Regions from separate parts of the Homo sapiens genome. Here region 1 is linked to region 2. The links are chromatin contacts, found by Hi-C or POLR2A ChIA-PET in ENCODE. All regions are on one chromosome and are shown on one strand. Each heading gives the region's core, a stretch centred on a gene start or an enhancer-like site at or near the end of the contact. The rest is flanking DNA. Distances are from core to core; before and after follow the strand shown. Region 1 has its middle 890 kb from the start of FAM239C. Region 2 has its middle 770 kb from the start of FAM239C.

What was found. Hi-C counts contacts between places; a loop is a spot of excess contacts on that map. ChIA-PET counts read pairs that join two places held with the same protein, here RNA polymerase II (POLR2A). Pooled maps may share reads with other maps.
Region 1: a map of Calu3 shows a loop between it and region 2 (4-fold over the local background). The contact joins two enhancer-like sites. A Hi-C loop is called at or near these places in 1 of 168 maps with a recorded cell type or tissue (Calu3) and 1 of 50 pooled maps. POLR2A ChIA-PET finds 5 or more read pairs at or near these places in 1 of 52 experiments (PC-3).

The regions. Positions count from the first base shown.
Region 1 is chrX:4,829,659-4,832,754 of GRCh38, reverse strand. No RefSeq gene overlaps it. Among named protein-coding and RNA genes, the nearest start is that of FAM239C, 890 kb to the right of the region's middle. Within about 2 kb of position 1,699, at least 2 of the 41 ENCODE cell types and tissues checked have a DNase peak (open chromatin) inside an H3K27ac peak, as active enhancers do.
Region 2 is chrX:4,709,305-4,712,305 of GRCh38, reverse strand. No RefSeq gene overlaps it. Among named protein-coding and RNA genes, the nearest start is that of FAM239C, 770 kb to the right of the region's middle. RefSeq lists enhancers at 1,333-1,622, 1,331-1,832, 662-1,861. Within about 2 kb of position 1,570, at least 3 of the 41 ENCODE cell types and tissues checked have a DNase peak (open chromatin) inside an H3K27ac peak, as active enhancers do.

The sequences.
Region 1 (3,096 bases), core at 450-2,949, 120 kb before region 2:
TCTAGCTTCCAATAATTATTCCTGTCTTATTTTATTTCCAATTTTTCTAGTGATTCCTCTATACTCTTTAAGAATATTCATAAATCTATACCTTAATGTATCATCTTTAAAATATCTTCTTACTTTCTTTATGAAAACGGAGAGAGAAATTCATTTCAACTTCTACCTGGCAGTCTCTCCCAATCCACTTCTACTTTTTGTTAGTGTTATTATTTCTCTATCTTCCACTTGTAGAACAATTAAATTATGCATGTCAACCACTTATCCTTGATACAGTATTGGTGAAATGTTGAGTATGGATTTAATGTTCATTCATTTGCTTGATTGGCTGTCTTTGGAGTCACTTTTTAAAATTTGGAGTAATTTTATGTGGAGTAACTTTAAATTTTTTAATTATTATTGGTATATAATAGTAGTATATGTTTATGAGGTACAAGTGCTGTTTTGATACAGGCAGACAACGTGTAATGATCAAATCAGGCTAACTGGAATGCCCATCACCTCAAGCATTCATCATTTCTTTGTGTTAGGAACATTCCAATTCCATTATTTTAGTTATTTTAAAATGTATAACAAATTATTGTTAACTATATTCACCCTATTGTACTACTGAACAGTAGATCTTATTCATTCTATCTGACTGTATTTTTGTACACATTAATCATCCACACTTTGCCCCTCTCCCTACTACCCTTCCCAGCCTCTGGTAACTGCCATTCTACTCCCTATCTCCCTGGGTTCAATTTTTAGCATTTTTAACATTTACATATGAATGAGAACATGTGAAAGTTGTCTTTCTGTGGCTGGTTTGTTTCACTTAACATAATGTCCCCCAATTCCATCCATGTTGTTGCAAATGACAGCATTGCATTCTTTTTTATGCTGAATAATATTCTCTTGTGTATATATGACATTTTCTTTATTCATTCATCCATTTATAAACACTTAGATTACTCCCAAATCTTGGCTATTGTGAAATAGTGTTGCAATAAACAAGGGATTGCAGATATCTCTTTGATGTACTGATTTCCTTTACGTTGGATAGATATCCAATAGTGGAATTGCTGGATCATATAGTAGTTCTGTTTTTAGTTTTTTGAGGAACCTCCATACTGTTTTTCATAATGGTTGTACAAATTTATATTCCCATCAACACTCTAGGAGAGTTTCTCTTTGACCATATCTTTGCCAGCATTAAGAAATATTCTTTAATGTTTCTGAATGTCTCCTAAGTTTGAAATATTTTTTTCATATATTTACAATTGAATGGTAACAGTTGAGGGTAAGGGATACTTCCAAAAGGTGATGGCTAAGCGAAATGAAAAACAGTTGTAATACCTGACACAGGGCTTCACTTGTTTCACGCAAAAAATAATCAAATGGGAATAGGATAGGGTGGCAGCCAGTATAGCAAATCAGAGAAAATCAAGAAATGTTAAATAGAAGATTTATTATTCCCTCTGGGAAAATGAACTGGCCATTTTCCAGAGAAAATGCAGGGAATGGCCACTCCTCTAAAACCGTGTTTTTTCAGAAAAACTTGCTTGTGGCTGAGGTTGGGACGCCTGTGGGTCTTTTTCACCAGAACATTTTTCAGCCTTCTCGTTCTCTCTCAGAGAATGGCACCTCTTGTTCATGACGCATTGCGCTGGAATGTCAAATAATATCGTAGGTTATTCAGCAAACAATGAGTCCAGACTTTTCTGTTGACTGAGCTTCTTTAATCAAGGTAGCCTAGACCACAGCTAGGGATTTGCATTTTTCCCAGTCTCGTTCCTATTTCTGTGAGGGCTGAAAACTTCTGGCCCATGAGAAGATACTCTGAATTCAGATTGATAGCAGAATTACACAGAAGGAGTGGTGATAACTTTCACTTAATAACCCTGCATTTTTCTGCCTATTTTCAAAGAAGGAATTGCTCTGGGGGGAACATCGTAAAAAAACAAAACAAAAAGATTATCTGTAGAAAATTAAATACCAAGAGTGGTGACCCCTTATGTGATCCCGTGGACAAACACATGGCAGAATCCTATACCTTGCTTATCTATCCATCTTACAATTAGATTTTGAAGCTCTATAGTAAACATGCAGAAAAATAACACTAATCTACAAATCACTGCCCTTTCTGCTTTTATATTTTTCAGTATTCTCAAGAGTCGCAAAGAGGTTGGTGAATTCTCCCAATCACTCTTGTCTCAAACTATGGCTCAGTTTTACATTATTTTAGAAAAAAAGTGGCCAAAAGTCACAGGTGTACGCCAAACAAGAGTCATATAACTTCTAGTAAAAGAAGCACGTAGTGGAGTTAAGATGCCGTCTTCTCTTTTAATGAGAATTATAACTTGAAAGAGGACCTTTTTTTATTATCATTTGCCAAAAGGTTATTGGATGCTATAGAACAAGTCTTTTGCTTTCTATACATGTTTATGTATTTACTCCTATCATGTATTTATTAGATTAATGGGGACTATACTGTGAATTTTGCTGAACATATGCAGTTGCCAATATTATTTCATAAATGTAGTTTCAATAATGTTTCATAAAACATTTGCAAATCTTGTACTTATTAGAGGCTAAATATGGTCTCATCTTCTCAGTGCTATTTTTCCATGACATATGTCTTATTCTAGGAATAAGTAGACTCAATCCCTCTGTACATAAAGTAGTGAAAAAATCTTCACTCTTATATTGAGCAGCATATTCCAAAGTGATAAACTCATTATTTTTGAATGTAATTATTTATTGTAAAAATGTAGTGGTTGCATTACTTTTGAATGCAACTATTATATATGTGTGTGTACACACCTACATATATAGAGGTGATAAACAGTGCGCTTTTAATAATTATGATAATTAATCCAGAAGAAAAAGAATTAACACTTTCTGATGTTAGGAGCTATGATTCACACAATGATAAAAGATATCCAAATAAAAGAACCTATAGATAAGATCTTTATAGGAATGGCTTGGAATTGAAGGTATGAGTGTGAATTGATTATTCCTAAAATATGCATAGGTAAGTGTATTTACCAGTACATGTGCATACGCATATCTGTAAGTGTGTGTATGTAAGCCCAGGCATGTGTATATTAGTGT
Region 2 (3,001 bases), core at 321-2,820:
GTGTATTCATGGTCTTAAGCTAATATTTTTGTATCATTTACAAACTATTGCTTGAGATTTGAAAAAAGATATTTCTAAACTTTAGGGATAATTTTAATGCAATTCATATACATTAAAGTCATTTTTTTTTTACATTTGACTCATTCACACCTTTCCCTCTCCTTGCTTCATACTATACATCTAAAAGTTAACTGCTTATAGAAGCATCTTTGCTCTGCTATACCCTGAGTTATTTTTCCAAGACCAGCACTCTCCAACACAACTATTTGAAATAATGCAAATGTTCTATTCTTGGCTGTCCAGTATGGTAGCCACTAGCCATGTATGGGTACAGAGCACTTGAAATGTAGCAATTATAACTCAGATACTGAATGGTTAATCATTATTCATTTTAATTAACTTAAAGTAGTCACATATGGCTAATGACCAATGTAAACCAAAAATAAAATTCTAAGGACCCCAAACCATCTGAATGGGCTTCCTCCTCAGCTAGGGCACTTTTAACCTGAAAGATTTGTTCAGACTATGATGGAAATTGGGGGTCGAATATGCCTCATTACATCTCTCTGGCATTAACATCAACAGACCTTAAGTCTGGTAAGAAGCATTTACAGTTTATTCTTTCTGAAGCCTGCTACTTGGAGGCTGCATCTGCGTAATAAAACTTTGGACTCCATAACCTCTTATTGCGTTGCAGATATTTCCTTTCTATTAATCCCAGGTCTTTGGATAAACTCAACCAATTTTCAACCAGAAAAATTTAAATCTACCTATAACCTGGAAGCACCCCCCTGCCCGCCTTGCTTCAGGTTGTCCTGCCTTTCTGGACTGAACCACTGTCTTTCTTAAATGTATTTGATTGATGTCTCATGTCTCCCTAAAATGTATAAAACCAAGCTGCACCCCGACCATCTTGGACACATGTTCTCAGGATCTCCTGAGGGCTGTGTCACGGGCCAAGGTCACTCATATTTGGCTCAGAATAAATCTCTTCAAATATTTTACAGAGTTGGACTCTCGTCAACACCACCATACTGGGCAGTCCAAGTCTTGCCAAGACCCTCCTCCATTTCTTTACTCAATGTTTTGTTTTTATCAGGAATGACACTGTTGCAGTCTCGCCAGTGCACCACATTGTAGCAGTCTCTCATTGTGAGGTATCACCCAGAGTTCTGTGTCTCATGACTAAGAGAATCAAGGAGCATGGACAGAAAGGATGAAGTTGGAGTGAAAGTTTAATAAGTGAAAGAAGAAAGCTCTCTGCTGCGGAGAGGGGACCTGGAAGAGGGTTGCTGTTTTTACAATTGAATGCAAAGGCTTTTATAAGAAACCAGTGAGGTCTGGGCCTCTCATTTGCATAAGGCACACATATCTAGTAGCTCTACCCCATCCTCCTAATGCACACACGGCCCCTTAGCTTGAGTTAGTCCGTATTGTTTTGTTCCATTTACTGGGCATGTGTCAGGAGATGGAAATTTCCATTGCTTGCATGTCTGGGCAAGTCACCTGTGTAGCCTTTCTTATCTGTGTGGCTGCGGGCATGTCTTGGGCAAGCCCCACTGTGTAACTTCCCTTATCTCTGCCTGCAGGCTGTTCCTTTGTTTCAAAGGATTCAACGGAGGACCCACGCTAACTGCCTGCCTGACTGTTTTTTTCCTTTCTCCTCTCTTACCACCTTTCACTACTTCACCTACCCAAATAGAACCTTTATCTTTAAAGATTCCATAGTCAACATCACCTGCTCCCTATTTATTTTTTTCCTTTGTAGCCCCAAACCTTGTCCCTCTCCATAATTTGACTTTCCTGGATACTCGATTTTTAATTACATTTCCTTTCTGCCTTACATGTATCTTACATCCTCTTCTCCCTTCTGTCCGTTGGTTTAGAAGAGGAAGTTTTGGGTACAAATTATAATACTTGTGTCTTTGTAGTGAATTAGAAAAATATATAACTACATTTTAACGATGAAGGCACAAGATCCTTGGTGAAACTGCTTGGATTGAGATATAAGAATAACCATTTACTAGTTATGTAAACATACAGTGGGTTCACCTTGCCCCCTGCCTAGACAGAGCCCATTTATCAAGACAAGGGAATTACAATGGAGAAGGAGTAATTCATGCACAGCTGGCTGTGCATGAGACCCGAGTTTTATTATTACTCAAATCAGTCTCCCTGAGCATTCAGGGATCAGAGGGGTTTTTTTTTGTTGTTCTCATTTGTGTTTTTGTTTGTTTGTTTGTTTTTGTTTTTGTTTTTGTTTTGAGACAGACTCTCACTTTGTCATCCATGCTGGAGTGCGGTGGTACGATCTCGGCTCACTGCAACCTCTGCCTCCCAGGTTCAAGCGATTCTTGTGCCTCAGCCTCCCAGGTAACTGGGATTACAAGTAAGCACCACCAAGCCTAATTTTTTTTTTTTTTTTTTGTATTTTTAGTAAAGACAGGGTTTCGCCAGGTTGGCCAGGCTGGTCTTGAACTCCTGACCTCAAGTGATCAGCCCACCTCAACTGGCTGGTCTTGAACTCCTTACCTCAAGTGATCAGCCTACCTCAACCTCTCAAAGTTTTGAGATTACAGGCATGAGCCACTGCATCCAGCCAGGACCAGAGTTTTAAAGGATAATTTGGCAGGTAGGGGCTCCAGAAGTGGGGAGTGCTAATTGGTTGAGTTGGAGATGGAATCATAGGGGGTTAAAGTGAGGTTTTCTTGTTGTTTTCTGTTCCTGGGTGGGGTGGCAGAACTGGTTGAGCCAGATTACCTGTCTGAGTGATGTCAGCTGATCGATCCAGTGCAGGGTCTGCAAAATACCTCAAGCACTGATCTGAGGTTTTACAACAGTGGTGTTATCCCCAGGAGCAATTTGAGGAAGTTCAGACTCTTGCAGCCAAAGGCTATATGACCTCTAAACTGTAATTTCTAATCTTGTAGCTAATTTGTTAATACTACAAAGGCAGACTGGTCCCAGGCACGAAGAGTTTTTTGTTCAGGAAAGAGTTATT